2 separate regions of the Homo sapiens genome follow, and region 1 is linked to region 2. A link is an interaction called in ENCODE POLR2A ChIA-PET data of the cell type or tissue named here. Cell type or tissue: GM12878. All regions are shown on one strand. Links, peaks and the distances in the headings refer to the core of each region. The heading gives the core; the rest is flanking DNA.

Region 1 (10,472 bases), core at 2,516-7,515, 56 kb after region 2:
TCAACATTTGTTAATAAAACGGAGTCAGCAGTGCAGTTGCTATGGCCACCAATGGGTCACAACCAAAGGCTACGACCCAAAAAAATTACACACGTCGTTTACTGGTGGTCTTCAACCTATTCAAAAAATTAGGCAAATGTTTAAATTATCGCTTAAATAACCGAAGACACATACTCCCAATTCAAAGTGGATGTGCTGGTCTATGAAGGATGCTGCTGAGATCTGGGACCAGCGGGGCCCCACAGTCACTCATCCCACCACCCCCAGCTGCAAGAGAAGCACAGCCTGGGAATGTCCCTTGGACGTCCCCCAAAGAGTCCACACTCAACTCCTGCAGAGGTCTGGGGACAGCGGCCCTGTGTGTGCCTTGGGTGGCTGGACAAGAACAGGAACTGACCACAGCCAACACGTCCACTCCCGCACCCAGGAGAAGGGAAAACCCATGGTCAGATGCAAACAGCAGCTTTCACCCCGTGTGCAACCCACACTCTGCCTCAGCACACGAGGCCCACACGGAGGGCTCAGCCCCTCCCCAGAAAGCACCAGGTACCTTTCCTCAGACCCAAGATCCACATGGTGTCCAGCGCGTCGATCAGTGTGAGACCGAGGCCAAACCACTCACTGAAGGACCTGGACACAGGCTTCAGCTCGTCATGGCCCCATGCAAACTTGCGGTATCCTTTCCATGCATGCAGGAAGACGTCAATCACGCCCTTCTGGCGATAGTTCAGATGCACTAGTAGGGGGGAGAGAGCACAGGCCATGGCGGACGTGGTCCTGGCGTCGGCACAGATGGACACCCTCAGGCAGAGCACTGCTGTGACCCCCATGGGGCAAAGATGACGGTGGGTTTGGGACGACGGGAAGGGCGGTGGTGGGCACAGCAAAGGCCAGGGCCACAGAGGCTGCAGCAGCCCCCAGGGAGAACACAGCCTGCCAAGGGCCTGAGACCTCTGGAGACTGCACAGGATGGCACCTGTCACCCGACCACCTGACTGGGGCCCATGCACCTCCACCTGGCGCCTGGGCAGGCACACCCTCCTTGGGCCTCGGTGGCCTCTGGCCAAAGGGACAAGGGTGGCTGCCCCAAGGGCGCTGGGACAGCACAGTGAGCACAGCCTGTGGAGACGTGGGTGAGTGTGGTGCCAACTCAGAATGTGAAACACGGACGGGTGCAGACCTCGCGATGAACATCCTCGACTCAAACACGCTCCTTCTGCCACGTGGGCTTCAGGTGCTCCACGGGAATCGCACTGTGCACACGCGCTACAGTCCCTTCGTTCCCTTTTTTTAAATTTTTTTGGCTGGGCACGGTGGCTCCCGCCTGTAATCCCAGTACTCTGGGAGGCCGAGGTGGGCAGATCACCTGAGGTCAGAAGTTTGAGACCAGCCTCGCCAACATCGCGAAACCCCGTCTCTACTAAAAATACAAAAATTAGCCAGGTGTGGTGGCGGGTGCCTATAATCCCAGCTACTAGGGAGGCTGAGGCAGGAGACTTGCTTGAACCCAGAAGGCAGACGTTGCAGTGAAGTGACAAAGCAAGACTCTGTCTCAAATATACACATATATATAAATTTCTTTTTTTTTTGTAGAGATGGGGCCTCACTGTGTTGTCCAGGCTGGTCTTGAACTCCTGGACTCAAGAGATCCTTCTACCTCAGCCTCCCAAAGTGCTGGGATTACAAGTGTGAGCCACCACGCCCGGCCAACATTGACTAATGTGTGGATTGACACGTGTGTAACGGCACCAAACCACACGTCCTCTCAGGAAAGGTTCTGAGGCCTCCTTGTGCTCATGGCATGTCTATGCCTCTGCCTCTGCCTCTGCCCTCATTGATGCCGCAGAGATTGCTACACATCCCTCACAGGCCCGGGGCTGGGAGTCCTGGCTCTGGGCTCCCTCCCCACCTCAGAGACACCTGGGGGGCATGATGAGAGCAGGGCTCCAGACTCAGCGACCTGCCATGAGCCCCCACAGACAAGCAAACGACTCTGGGGGTGGCTGTCCTCAGCCCTGCTTTTCAGTCTGGAGAACGGGAGGGTGAGTGGCTTATCGTGTCAGAGGGTGTCATGAGGTTGAAAGAGGCCTCAGGTCATGCACTGAGCTTGGCCGAAGGCCCGCACCTGGGAGGCCCCCAACAAACGGTGCTGAGAATGAAGTGGCCCCCAGAGCTGCCTGGGACTGGCCAGGCCGAGACAGGGGACACAGCACGGGCAGCAGTCTCCAGGGATCCCGTGGGGCAGCCTGGCCCAGACACAAACCTCTCAGACACACCTTCTTCTGCAGCCATGTGCTCAGGGACAGCAGGCCAAGAGCCACATGGTGTCACCAAGGTTGCAGAGCCTGTGAGGACTCAGACAACAGGGGGATGCTGAAGGGCAAGGTGCACACCAGGGCGGGGGCGCCACCCACCATGGCTGAGACGAAGCCTGCACCCATCAGCCACCAGCCCCTGAGCGCCCGGGGAGGAAGGGGTGCAGGTGTGGCCTCACCTGGTGTGCCCTGTGTCCTGGCCGGTGGCAGGGGAGGCTTGGTGGGCACTTCTGCTCTTCTTGAAGGGAGCTCGGTGCCCTGCTCAGGCTCGATCACCGCTCCCCTCCAGCTTCGGGGGAGAAGGAAGGGTGTCAGCTGCCGTCAAACATTTGTGGCTCCATGTTTCCCACCCCCACGCTCCATACCCACGGCCAAGGCACAGCCCTGCACCCAAAGCGGCCCCATCATCCTGAGGTGCAGGCTGCTGAGTGGCAGGAAACACACAGTTCAGTCCTGAGCTCCCGTGCCTGAGAGCCAAGACCACAGCACTGCTCCAGGGTCAAGGCTGGCCTGAGGTCAGAGACCAGAGCTTGGAGAATCGTGAGAAATCCCTCTGCAGAGGCCGGAGGCGGGGGGCCTCTATGGTGGAGGAGTAGAGAATCTTTCATCCAAACAGGAGCACTAGTGACAGTGAGGTGGCCCCAAGATGCCAGGATGGCCACACAGACGGGGGCTGTCCCTACACACGAGACGCATGGCCACTCAAACTCCCCATCGAGTTCTGTCCAATGGCCATCAGGAACAGCTATGAGGTTGTGTAGAGGGTTTGCCGCGCAACCTCCTAACTGTGGCTGGGCCCGAGCGTTCTCTTGGGGCCCTGTGGTGAATCTGTCCCAGGATCAGCAAAAGGCCTCTTACAACCACAGATGGCTTACATGCTGGGAGTACAAACGTGGCACTTTTGACAAGCTGAGGTCAAATCCTCTTTTGCTCTGGAAGTAAAGCGTCCTTGCATTCATGCCAACGCTAACTAGAGCACAGTGGCCCTCAAATTCTCCTCCTGGCCGTGAGGACCCCTCACATGCACATGTCCACGCCTCTCACCACGCGCTTGAGTTCAGGGCCTCTGGGCCCGTTTCTTCGGAGCCCATCTCTCACGGCGGACAGCGCTTGTCTCAGGCCACTCCTGCACAGCAGCCCTCACTGGCCCTGGCTCTGCCCACACTTTGTAGAAGAGAGAGGACGTCTGCGGGGAACCCTTCCTTCCGCCTCAACCACAATCAACTCCGTTTCTAAGAGCGTAACATGGAGCCGGAAACGAGGCAGAGACGCCTCCAGCACCGAAGCTCCACTGGGATCCACTACCTGGACTTGACGAACCGGGCAGAGGACAGCACTCTGGGAGCCTGGGCACCGGGCAACTCCCTCTCCCTCTGCTCTCTGCTCGACCAGATGGGGCTCGGGAAAGGAGGTGGCCCAGGCAGCCAGCGTCCACCTCTGAGCCTGGCTCCCCATCCCCACGCACCTGTGCACCCTTCACACGCACACAAAACATTCTGAAATGTTACTGCATACCATGAGGACATTATCGGGGACCTAATTTAGCTCTGACCTCCAGTTTTAAAAATTCGATTCTGTAATCTAAGGTTAATGAGGACAGATTACAGAGCATACACTGTCAGTTTCAAAGGAAAATAGATCTCAGACACAATGCGTTTCCGCAATCTTGTTTTTCGGAACATCAAGCCCTGAGCGGCGGCGTGCAGCCTGCCCTGCGCTCTGTACCTGATGACTGTCCTCTGCGGATCTCCTTCCGGGCGGGGATCCACAGGGGCTTCTTGCCTTTTTGTGGCCTCCTCCTGGGTCCCATCCTTCAGGTCTTGGCTTGGGGGTCTAATCTGCAGGTGAGGTGGTCCCCGCTGGATGTGTCTTTGTGTCTTCTGTAGAGAAATTGGTCACACAGGAAATCACGGGGTGTCTGCGAGCTGCCCTTCTTTCCCTCTATGGGACGCCCTCAGGTGCAGCCCACACCTCACAGACTGAGCTTCTGACCTCTGACTAAATTACTTTCGTTTTTCAATACGACAGGCAGCTTCAGAAGACAGCTCCTTAGGAGCCTGGGGACACTGCCGACTGGCTAAACGGCCCCAGACAAAACGCTTAAGCCCCTCCCACGGTGGGAATATTTCCAAACTCTCACAGGTCCTAAAGCGTTAATAACAAAGGGCTGCAGTAAACACCAGCTCCAGCAACACCTCTGGGTCCCCAGGCCTCCCGCACAGTCATCTGCAAAGTGAGGCAGGCACCCACATCCTCACTACAAAGCACAAAGCTTCCGATGACATATGGAGCTGGGTTCCCCTTGCCAGGCGCCCCCTGCTGTGTGATGCGGGCCTTCTAGCCAGCCCCCACCACCCTGTTCCCTGTTTCCACACCTGCAGGCACAGAGCCCCGTCCTCTGCTCCCTTCCCCACGTGAACAGGAGCGTGGGAAAGCTGCAGACCGTGTCACGGACTGAGGCTTAGGTCCTCCTACGTGAGTCTAGAGGCAAATCCATTCTCTCCTATGGCCTCAGTTTTCTGTGGTATTACCAAACCTTAATTTTTATTATTATTATTACTATAGAGACAGGGTCTCCTTATGTTGCCCAGGCTGGTCTTAAACTCCTGGCCTCACGAATTCCTCCTGCCTTGGCTTCCCAAAGTGCTGGGATGACAGGTTGCAGCCAACATGCCCGGCACAAGCCATAATTTTGTACTTCTTTACTGATGGATATTTAGATTGCTCCACTTTTTTTTTTTTTAAAAAAGGAAAGAATGCTTACTTATGGCTGGGCACGGTGGCTCACGTCTGTAATCCCAGCACTTTGGGAGGCAGGTGGATCACCTGAGGTCAGGAGTTCAAGACCAACCTGGGCAACATGGTGAAACACCATCTCTACTAAAATTACGAACAATTAGCCAGGCGTGGTGGCGCACGCCTGTAATCCCAGTCAGAGTCTTGTTTTGTCACCCAGGCCGGAGTGCAATGGTGCAATCTTGGCTCACTGCAACCTCCACCTCCTGGGTTCAAACGATTCTCCTGCCTCAGCCTCCCAAGTAGCTGGGATTACAGGCGCGTGTCACCACACCTGGCTAATTTTTGTATCTTTAGTAGAAATGGGGTTTTACCATGTTTGCCAGGCTGGTCTCGAACTCCTGACCTCAGGTGATCTACCCACCTCAGCCTCCCAAAGTGCTGGGATTACAGGCATGAGCCACCATGCCCAGCCTGTTTTTTTTGTTTGTTTGTTTTTTGAGACAGAGTTTTACTCTTGTTGCCCAGGCAGGAGTGCAGTGGCGTGATCTTGGCTCACTGCAACCTCTGCCTCCTGGGTTCAAGTGATTCTCCTGCCTCAGACTCCTGAGTAGCTGGGATTACAGGCGCCCGCCACCACTCCAGGTTAATTTTTTGTATTGTTAGTAGAGACAGGATTTCACCATGTTGGCCAGGCTGGTTTTGAACTCCTGGTCTCAAGCAATCCACCCGTCTCAGCCTCCCAAAGCGCTGGGATTACAGGCATGAGCCACTATGCCTGGCCCCAGCCTGTTTTTTTTTTTAATAGAGATGGGGTCTCACTATGTTGCTCAGGCTGGTCTCGAACTCCTGCATTCAAGCAATCTGCCTGCCTCGGCCTCTCAAAGTGCTGGGATGACAGATGTGAGCCACTAGTTCCACTGTGTTTCTCTAGTCTCTTCTCCACCAGGTCATGCAATCACTGTCCTCTTCATCTCCCTGCTATTGAGTCCACAGTGGAAGGTCGGAACAAACTATTAGAATTATGTCACTAAGATCACCTAGTCTTAAAAATCACCGTTACGAGGGTCAGGTGCAGTGGCTCACATCTGTAATCCTAGCACTTTGGGAGGCCGAGGCAGGAGGATCACCTGAGCCCAGGAGTTCCAGACCAGCCTGGGTAACAAAGTGAGACCCCACCTCTACAAAAAATCAAAAAGTTAGCCGGGCGTGGTGGCACATCCCTGTAATCCCAGCTACTTGGGAGGCTGAGGCAGGAGAATCACTTGAACCCGAGACGTGGAGGTTGCAGTGAGTGGAGATTGTGCCACTGCACTCCAGCCTGGGCAACAGAGTGAGACTCTGTCTCAAAAAAAAAAAAAATCACCATGGGTTCAATGATCACAGTTTTATGATCTTGTAGGGAAGTTCATCTGAGTTTTACTCCCAAATTTTCTTTCCATATGAATTTTAAAATCATCTTTAAAAACAGAGGTTGGAATTTTGATAGGGAGTCAATGGATTTACAGATGAATTTAGGGAGAACTTAAATCTTTTCTCTTTTTTTTGAGACAGAGTCTTGCTCTGTCGCCCAGGCTGGAGTGCAGTGGCGCGATCTCGGCTCACTGCAACCTCCGCCTCCCAGGTTCACGCCATTCTCCTGCCTCAGCCTCCCGAGTAGCTGGGACTATAGGTGCCTGCCACCACGCCCGGCTAATTTTGTTTTTGTATTTTTAGTAGAGACGGGGTTTCACTGTGTTAGCCAGGATGGTCTCAATCTCCTGACCTTGTGATCCACCCGCTTCAGCCTCCCAAAGTGTTGGGATTACAGGCGTGAGCCACTGCTTAAATCTTCACAGCAGAAGAATAAAATGTCTACTTATTTAGGTCTTTTCAAATACCTTGAGTGTTGTACTTTTATTTATACTGACTTTATATATTTTAGTATCAGGATTACTCCTACGGACTTGGTGGCATTCTTTTCTTGTGATTGTGATGGAGATCACTTTTCTTTTCTTTTTCGAGACTGAGTCTCACTATCACCCAGGCTGGAATGCAGTGGTGCGAACTCCGCTTGCTGCAGCCTCCACCTCCCAGTTCAGGCCTCAGCCTGCTGAGTAGCTGGGATTACAGGTGCGCACCACCACGCCTGGCTAATTTGTGTATTTTTAGTAGAGATGGGGTTTCACCATGTTGGCCAGGCTGGTCTCAAACTCCTGACCTCAAACCTCAAGTGATCCGCCTGCCTCGGCCTCCCAAAGTGCTGGGACTACAGGTGTGAGCCACTGCAACCTCCTGAGATCTCTTTTCAATAACATTTTCTAATTGATTACTGCTACTATATAGCAAAGTTCTCTAAAACTAATTTCTAAGCCGGATGAAGTCATAAGAAGCATACTTGGTAAAGGATGAAATATTCTAACTCACAACAGTCATACTAATAATAAAGGGAATACCAATAATAAAGGAAAATATAAAAGTCCTAAGACTCATCAAAGGACACGGACAGCTTCCGGGATGGGAGCACATAGGGCCGTTCATCACCTCTCCCCTCCTGTAAGTGTCCCTGCTTCTAGGCAAGACACACAAGCATCCACGAAAAGCAGGCGCCAGTTTCTGACTGTTGCATTGGAAACATTGCCGACACGAGAATGCCCAGTGCTGCCATGGCACCACTGACTGCTACTCTCAGCACCGTAGCAGGGGAAGCAAATTCGGGAATAGTTTGTCATGATACACGTCATAGGACATCAAAATCTTCACAACCTTTAACTCTTAATAGTTTACGTACAACGGATGTAATGGGGACATTTACAAATGAAGAAAGAATCAACAGATAAATGATTTAGAAAATGATGGTTTATCCAAGCAATGGAGAAGAGCTATAAAAATCTGTATGAAAGGGAATATTCTCATGTGCATAAAAAAAGAAACAGGGACCAATCCAGCCCCTAACCCTCAATTACGTACACACGTGTGTATCCAAATACCAATCCAGCCCCTAACCCTCAATGATGTATACATGTGTTTATCCAAATAAAATTATTATTATTATTTTTTGAGACAGGGTCTCCCTGTCATCCAGGCTGGATCATAGCTCACTGTAGCCTCAACCTCCCTGGCTTAAGCGATCCTCCCACCTCAGCCTCCCAGGTAGCTGGGACTATAGGCATGTCGTGCCTGGCTAATTTTTTTTTTTTTTGGTAGAGATGGTGGTCTCACCGTGTTACCCAGACTGGGCGTAAGCAATCTGCCTGCCTTGGCCTCTGAAAGTGCTGGGATTACAGGTGTGAGCCACCATACCCAGCCACATAAATTGAAAGACATATACCAAGTGTTTCAAGAGTTGGACTGGGAACAGGGGTAATGTGTGGCTGTGTATTCCCCTTTATACCTTCTCAATGTTCCCATTTTCTCTCCTAAGCCCCTATAACATTTGAAATCAGACAGGTGTGGTGTCTTATGCCTGTGATCCCAGCATTTCAGGAGACTGAGGCAGGAGGATCACTTCAGCTCAGGAGTTGGAGACCAGTCTGGGCAACATAGTGAGACCTCATCTCTATTAAATAATTTTAAGGCCGGGCGTGGTGGCTCACGCCTGTAATCCCAGCACTTTGGGAGGCTGAGGCGGGCAGATCACGAGGTCAGGTGATCAAGACCATCCTGGCTAACACGGTGAAACCCCGTCTCTACTAAAAATACAAAAAATTAGCCGGGCGTGGTGGCGGGCACCTGTAGTCCTAGCTACTCAGGAGGCCAAGGCAGGAGAATGGCATGAACCCGGGAGGTGGAGCTTGCAGTGACCTGAGATTGCGCTACTGCACTGCAGCCTGGGAAACAGAGGAAGACTCTGTCTCAAAAAAAAAAAAAAAAAAAAAAATATAAAACAAAAAAATTTGAACTCAACCAAAGTAAAACGTTAACAGAAAGGGATCTGGCCTAAACACAGCCTCATCCCTAACCAGGTCTAGACAAGTGCCAGGGTCTGAACAGGAGAGGCAGTGCAAGTGATCCCTGGAGGGCAGGATGTCTCCAAGTCAATGCTTGAGAAAGACAGAAATATTCACCATCCACCACCCCAGCTGCTCCTGGACACTAGGTGCTGGCTTATGGGTCACTTGTGAGTGGTGGAAACACATCTTTCAATGGAAAAAATACCACAGTCTGCTCTCAGGCAGTTACGATACTCCATATGCAAAGGAGACGAAGGACCAAAGAAGGAAAGGAAGCACCTGTCGGCTTTCCAGTCAGGAAAATTCAATTTGTAGACAAAGACCTTGGTCAAAGGCAGAAATCCTCACACCGAAGAGTGTGGAGCAGTGGCCCCATGGCCAATCAAGAGCAGGACTCTCCCATCAGGCACGGCACCTTCTAGGGGCCAATTCCCACCCTACACCCTCTGCCCGGCTAGACCACCCTTGGAGAAGCTGCTCAGCGACAGGAATGCTGCCTTTGAAAGGAGAATGTGGGTTTGCTTCCTTCTGCTTTTTGGTACTGTCCATCCCCTCTCTATTGAGCTTATAGAAATTTTAAAAGGACACATTTTCTTGTTAAAGAAATCAAAGGGCCGGGCATGGTGGCTCATGTCTGTAATCCCAGCACTTTGGGGGGCTGAGGTGGGCAGATCAAGAGGTCAGGAGTTCGAGACCAGCCTGACCAACATAGTGAAACACGTCTCTATTAAAAATACAAACGTTAGCTGTGCGTGGTGTCGGGCGCCTGTAATCCCAGCTACTCGGGAAGCTGAGGCAGGAGAATCACTTGAACCCGGGAGGCGGAGGTTGCAGTGAGCTGAGATCACACCACTGCACTCCAGCCTGGGCGACAGAGTGAGATTCCGCCTCGAAAAAAAAAAAAATCAAAACACCCCCACGGCAGTCTGAGGGTGGCCCAAGCTCATGGGGGCCAATGCCCCAATGCCCCTCTTGCTGAGATCCTTAGCCAGTGGGCAGCAGCCTGCCTCCAGCTCCCCAGCCCAGGAGCTGTTCCTCGGCAGGTTACCACTCCCAAGGCCACTGTTAGAAAGCGCTGTCTGTCCCTGTCACAGCCCTGCAGGGAAGTCCACCTGGCGCTGAGGACTCTGGCCACAGGTGAAGCTCCCAAGGCACTCCCACACCTGCTAGACACAATCACAGATGTACCAACAACAGTAACTAACACCCTAAGGGCCTTCTAAGGGTTCCGAGCAGCCACACCAGAGTCAGCACCACCCTGGTGTTCTCAACGGTGTCGGGGATTTGGCTGTTCTTCCTGAACCAAACCTTCACTGACAGGACGTTTTCCTGGTTCTCCAGCTGCCTCCTGACCCATCCCCAGTCTCCACTCCCCCTGCCCTCCTCCCTGACCCCAATCTTCTCAGCCTGGTGGTGCCCAGGACTAGGCCTGGCCCCTTCTTCCAACGTTTCCAGAGGACACAAACCACCTATACCTAGGGACTCCTAA
Region 2 (5,000 bases), core at 1-5,000:
GGTGTGTGTGCCTGTATCTGTATGTGTAGATGCACGTGTGTATGGTGTATGCATGGTGCATGTGTGTACACATGTGGTATATGGCATGTGTGCACATGTGTATGTGTTGTGTATGACCTGTACATGATGGTGCATGTGTGGGTAGAGATGTATGTGTAGTGTGACTATGGTGCGTACATACATTTGTGTGTGTATGCATGGAGCATGTGGTGTGTATGTGGCATGTGCATACATGCGTATGTGTTGTGTATGACCTATACACAATTCTGCATGTGTGGGTAGAGATGATGCATGGTGTGACTATGGTGTGTGTACATACATTTGTGCACATGTGTATGGTGTATGCATGGTGCATGTGTGTACACGTGGTATGTGGCATGTGTGCACATGTGTATGTGTTGTGTGTGACCTGTACATGATGGTGCATGTGTGGGTAGAGATCTATGAGTGGTGTGACTATGGTGTGTGTACATACATTTGTGCACGTGTGTGTGTGGTGTATGCATGGTGCATGTGTGTACACGTGGTGTGTATATGGCATGTGTGCACGTGTATGTGTTGTGTATGACCTGTACATGATTCTGCATGTGTGAGTAGAGATGTATGAGTGGTGTGATGGTGTGTGTACATGCATTTGCGCACATGTGTGTATGGTGTATGCATGGTACATGTGGTGTGTATATGGCATGTGCATACATGCGTGTGTGTTGTGTATGACCTGTACATGATTCTGCATGTGTGGGTAGAGATGTATGCATGGTGTGACTATAGTGTGTATACATGCATTTGTGCACGTGTGTATGGTATGTGCATACACATGTGGTGTGTGGTGTGTGCTCATGGGCATGGATGTGTGGTATGCACGTGGTTCCTGTGTGCCCTGACCATGTCCCTTCCCCTGGGCTGGCCTTTTTCTTAGGGCCATGTCTGGAAACGTGACCTTGGCCCTGAGGCTGGCAACGCGGGGTCAACCTGTGGGACCGCAGTGCACGGCTCAGGGGCTCACAGGCCGAGAAAAAAAAGTGGAGAAAACGCCCCCTCCCCTCTCTGTGGGGACCTGGGCATGGCGGGGTTCTGTGGATTGGTTTTGTATGTGGTTTTCTCTCCCGTGTCCTGTTGGTCACTCCAGTTAGAATGTAGGGATCAGGCAGGTCTAGCTTGATGTGAACTTGTCTATTGCAAAAGTGGCCAACAGTGGAACAGGTATGTTTTAGGGCAATCGATTCCTTGAGTTGACCCATCTTGGATGAAGAAATTCCACTTCCCAGCCAGCTGTCTGTCCATTTGTTCACCTGCCCATCCATCCTTTTATCCCATCACAGCTACAGAATTTCTCTCAAGCTCTGTGATGAGTAAGGGAAGTGTAAACAATTCAGAAAATAACAGAAGAGGCCACAAGTGGCTGGGCACGGTGGCTCACTCCTGTAATCCCAGCACTTTGGGAGGCCGAGGCGGGCAGATCATGAGGCCAGAAGATTGAGGCCATCCTGGCTGACATGGTGAAACCCCGTCTCTACTAAAAATACAAAAAAGTAGCAGGGCGTGGTGGCAGGGGCCTGTAGTCCCAGCTACTTGGGAGGCTGAGGCAGGAGAATGGCGTGAGCCCGGGAGGTGGAGCTTGCAATGAGCCGAGATCGAGCCACTGCACTCCAGCCTGGGTGACAGAGTGAGACTCCATCTCAAAGAAAAAAAAAAAAAAAAAAAAAGAGGCCACAAGTTCGAGACCAGTCTGGCCAACATGGTGAAACCCCGTCTCTACTAAAAATACAAAAATTAGCCGGGTGTGGTGGCTTGTGCCTGTAGTCCCAGCTACTCGGGAGGCTGAGGCAGGAGAATCGCTTGAACCCAGGAGGCAGAGGTTGCAGTGAGCTGAGATTGTACTACTGCACTCCAGCCTGGGTGACAAAGCAAGACTCCCTCTCAAAACAACGAAAAAGGAAATTAACTTCTGAGAGTCTGGCGGGGCTTTCTCTAAGAGGGGCTTTTTCTGGGCGGGGCTTTTTCTGGTAGGGGCTTTCACTGGGTGGGGCTTTCCCTGGGTGGCACGTTTCTGGGTGGGGCTTTCTCTGAGTGGGAATTTCTCTAAGTGGGAATTTCTCTGGGTGAAGCTTTCCCTGGGCGGGGCTTTCCCTGGGTGGGGCTTTCTTCTGGGTTGGGCTTTCTCTGGGCTGGTCTTTTTTCTGGGTGGAGTTTTCCCTGGGCGGGTCTTTTTCTGGGCTGGGCTTTCCCTGGGTGGGGCTTTTTTTCTGGGCGGGGCTTTCCCTGGGCGGAGCTTTCCCTGGGCGGAGCTTTTATCTGGCCAGAGCTTTTTCCTGGGCGGGTCTTTTTTTCTGGGAGGGGCTTTCCCTGGGCTGGTCTTTTTTCTGGGCAGGGCTTTCACCAGGCGCGACTTTTTTCTGGGCGGGACTTTTTTCTGGGCGGGTCTTTCCCTGGGCGGGGCTTTCCCTGGGCGGGACTTTTTCTGGGCAGGGCTTTCCCCGGGCGCGACTTTTTTCTGGGCGGGGCTTTCCCTGGGCGGGTTTTTTTTCTGGGCGGGGCTTTCCCTGGGCGGGACTTTTTCTGGGCGGGGCTTTCCCTGGGCGGGTCTTTTATCTGGGCAGAGTTTTCCCTGGGCGGGTCTTTTCTCTGGGCTGGGCTTTCCCTGGGCGGGTCTTTTTCTGGGTGGGGCTTTCCCTGGGCGAGGCTTTCGCTGGGCAGGGCTTTTATCTGGGCGGGGCTTTTTTATGGGCGGGGCTTTCCCTGGGCTGAGCTTTTATCTGGCCAGAGCTTTTCCTGGGCGGGTCTTTTCTGGGCGGGGCTTTCCCTGGGCGGTCTTTTTTCTGGGCAGGGCTTTCCTTGGGCTGGTCTTTTTTCTGGGCGGGGCTTTCCCTGGGCGGGCTTTTATCTGGGCAGAGCTTTCCCTGGGCAGGTCTTTTTTTCTGGGCGGGGCTTTCCCTGGGCGGAGCTTTCCTTGGGCTGGTCTTTTTTCTGGGCGGGGCTTTCCCTGGGCGGGCTTTTATCTGGGCGGAGCTTTCCCTGGGTGGGGCTTTCCCTGGGCAGGTCTTTTTTCTGGGCTGGGCTTTCCTTTGGCGGGTCTTTTTCTGGGCGGGGCTTTTATCTGGGCGGAGACTTCTCTTGGCGGATCTTTTTTTCTGGGCGGGGCTTTCCCTGGGCGGGCTTTTATCTGGGTGGAGCTTTCCCTGGGTGGGGCTTTCCCTGGGAGGACCTTTTTTCTGGGCGGGGCTTTCCCTGGGCAGGTCTTTTTCTGGGCGGAGCTTTCCCTTGGCGGGTCTTTTTTTCTGGGCGGGTCTTTCCCTGGGCGGGGCATTCCTTCTTTGGGACCTGTGCATACCCTTGGGACTTTGCCTGGTCACGTCTTTAAAAATCTTTTTTCCTGGAGCCCAGGCCAACCCTCCCTGGGGCTTGCAGTTGGATGAGTGGAGTGGACAAGTGACCTGTGAGCTTAAAGCCGAGTGCAGGGGGCGTAATGGGGGACGATTAGTGCCTTTTTATAGCAGCTGCAGGAGGAGCATGTAAGGCCCCGTGGGCAGCTCTAAGCAACAACCCTACCTTGGGCTGGGGAGATTCCTGCCTTCTAGTCCGAGGAGCCCTGGCTGGCCCCACCCTGCGTTCTGCCCTGGTGAGGGGGCTGCATCTGTCTCCGTGCTAGAGGGTCATTTGATGGACCGTGGAAATGGTGGTCTGCCCTGGGACTGAGAGTGTCGCCGGCTCTTTCCCATATGCAGGGCTGGAGGGCTGGGCTGTGTTCCTCCGGGTGTTTCACTGCTGTTTTGCTCCGCTCTGTTGGAGCCTAGCAGAGCTTTTAGGTCAGGGACAGTGGGGTTTTGGCTGTCCCATGGGGCAAGGCTCCTCACCCTGCCCTTCCCCACTCTTGCTTTTCCTATTCCCAGTCACCCAGGCTTTTCCTTCCCGGGAGAACCTAGCCATTTGCAAATAGGGAGCTTTTTACAGTGGGCTCCACCCCAAGGTTGCTCTGTGGCACCGGACCTGTCCAGAGCAGCTTGATTTCCCGGGTACCTAACTGATTTCCCCCTAAGCTACTGCTGCAGCTGTTGCAATCCTTCAGTTGGGAAATCTGGCCCTCTCCCTGCTGTGGGCCTTTTCGCCTGGCACACCTGCACATCACTTCCCTGGGCCTAGTCCCTGGCCCCAGGCCTGGGCCTTGTTTGCACAGGTTTGCCCCCTTGAGTTGCGGGGCTTCCCAAGGGCAGGGTCTCTTCCATATCCCTCTCCCACAGCCCAGCTCAGGGCAGCAGCAGCATGTGACTGTGGAATGGGGAAGGGCCCAGGAAGGGAGGGACAGATGGAGGGTGTCACATCAGCCATGCCGATAGGAGTGTGGGTGCGGGTGGGGGTGGGGGTGGCTGTCCTTGGTGAAGGTGCTTTGGAAGCTGAAGGTCACTGTGCCCAACAATGTCCCAGCTCTGGCTCAGATGGCGGGTACTTGGCTCAGGTACCATCCTGTGTGGAGTGTGTAGGGCCCTGCCCAGCCTCACCTGGCAGAAAGGATGATGACCCGGGCCTCCAGCTCTTTCGCCTCCATCAGCAGGGCCGTCACGTTCTTGGTCCCTGGGTCAAACTGCAGCACCTTCTCTGCCTGCGGTGTGAGCAAGAGTGTTAGCAGGCGGCTGGGGCAGGGGACATAGCGCCTCAGGGGTGAGAGTTGGGCCGGAGCCGCTGGGAACCCCGAGGCAGCTTAGCTAGGGCTGCCATGGTCTGCGCCTGCCACCTGCGCCTCCGCCTGCCTTCCTCAGTCCTTGCCTGGCCTGGCCTCGCCTCTCCGGTCCTGTCCTGTCTTCAGCCTGCGCGCTCACCTGTGCTCGTTCTGTGCTCTCTCTGCTCTCTCTGGATCTCTCTCTCCACCTCACTCCTGTCCTCATCTTTGCACTGAGCATGCAAGCTGAAGTGGACCCAGACTCAGGAGGCGTGCAGCGGACGGGAAACAGAAAAGAGTTTTGGAATGCAACCAGGAAAAGAGATGGGGCTGACTTTTCCAAAAC

The links. Peaks named below come from ENCODE experiments on the same cell type or tissue, not always from the same donor. Only the 100,000 strongest peaks of a DNase experiment are listed, where the experiment ranks them.
Region 1: POLR2A ChIA-PET joins it to region 2 with 10 read pairs; 6 of 35 experiments call an interaction of 5 or more read pairs at or near these places.

Annotation. Positions count from the first base shown.
Region 1 is chr9:137,089,960-137,100,431 of GRCh38, reverse strand. MAN1B1 (mannosidase alpha class 1B member 1) reads right to left here. Exons shown (of 13, transcript NM_016219.5): 4 at 4,041-4,195; 5 at 2,495-2,604; 6 at 551-736. LOC124902338 (small nucleolar RNA SNORD62) reads right to left here and starts at 6,087; the gene lies at 6,002-6,087. RefSeq lists an enhancer at 4,315-4,444. In GM12878, for the core only: a CTCF peak has its summit at 4,634 (motif pointing left); a DNase peak (open chromatin) is centred at 4,471; H3K4me3 peaks cover 974 bases; H3K27ac peaks cover 1,272 bases.
Region 2 is chr9:137,148,606-137,153,605 of GRCh38, reverse strand. It overlaps GRIN1 (glutamate ionotropic receptor NMDA type subunit 1), which reads right to left. Exons shown (of 20, transcript NM_007327.4): 4 at 4,497-4,597. Among named protein-coding and RNA genes, the nearest start is that of GRIN1, 12 kb to the right of the region's middle. RefSeq lists an enhancer at 1,856-2,175. In GM12878, for the core only: no CTCF peak of the experiment used is centred there; DNase peaks (open chromatin) are centred at 2,165, 2,797 and 3,005; H3K4me3 peaks cover 1,267 bases; H3K27ac peaks cover 1,788 bases.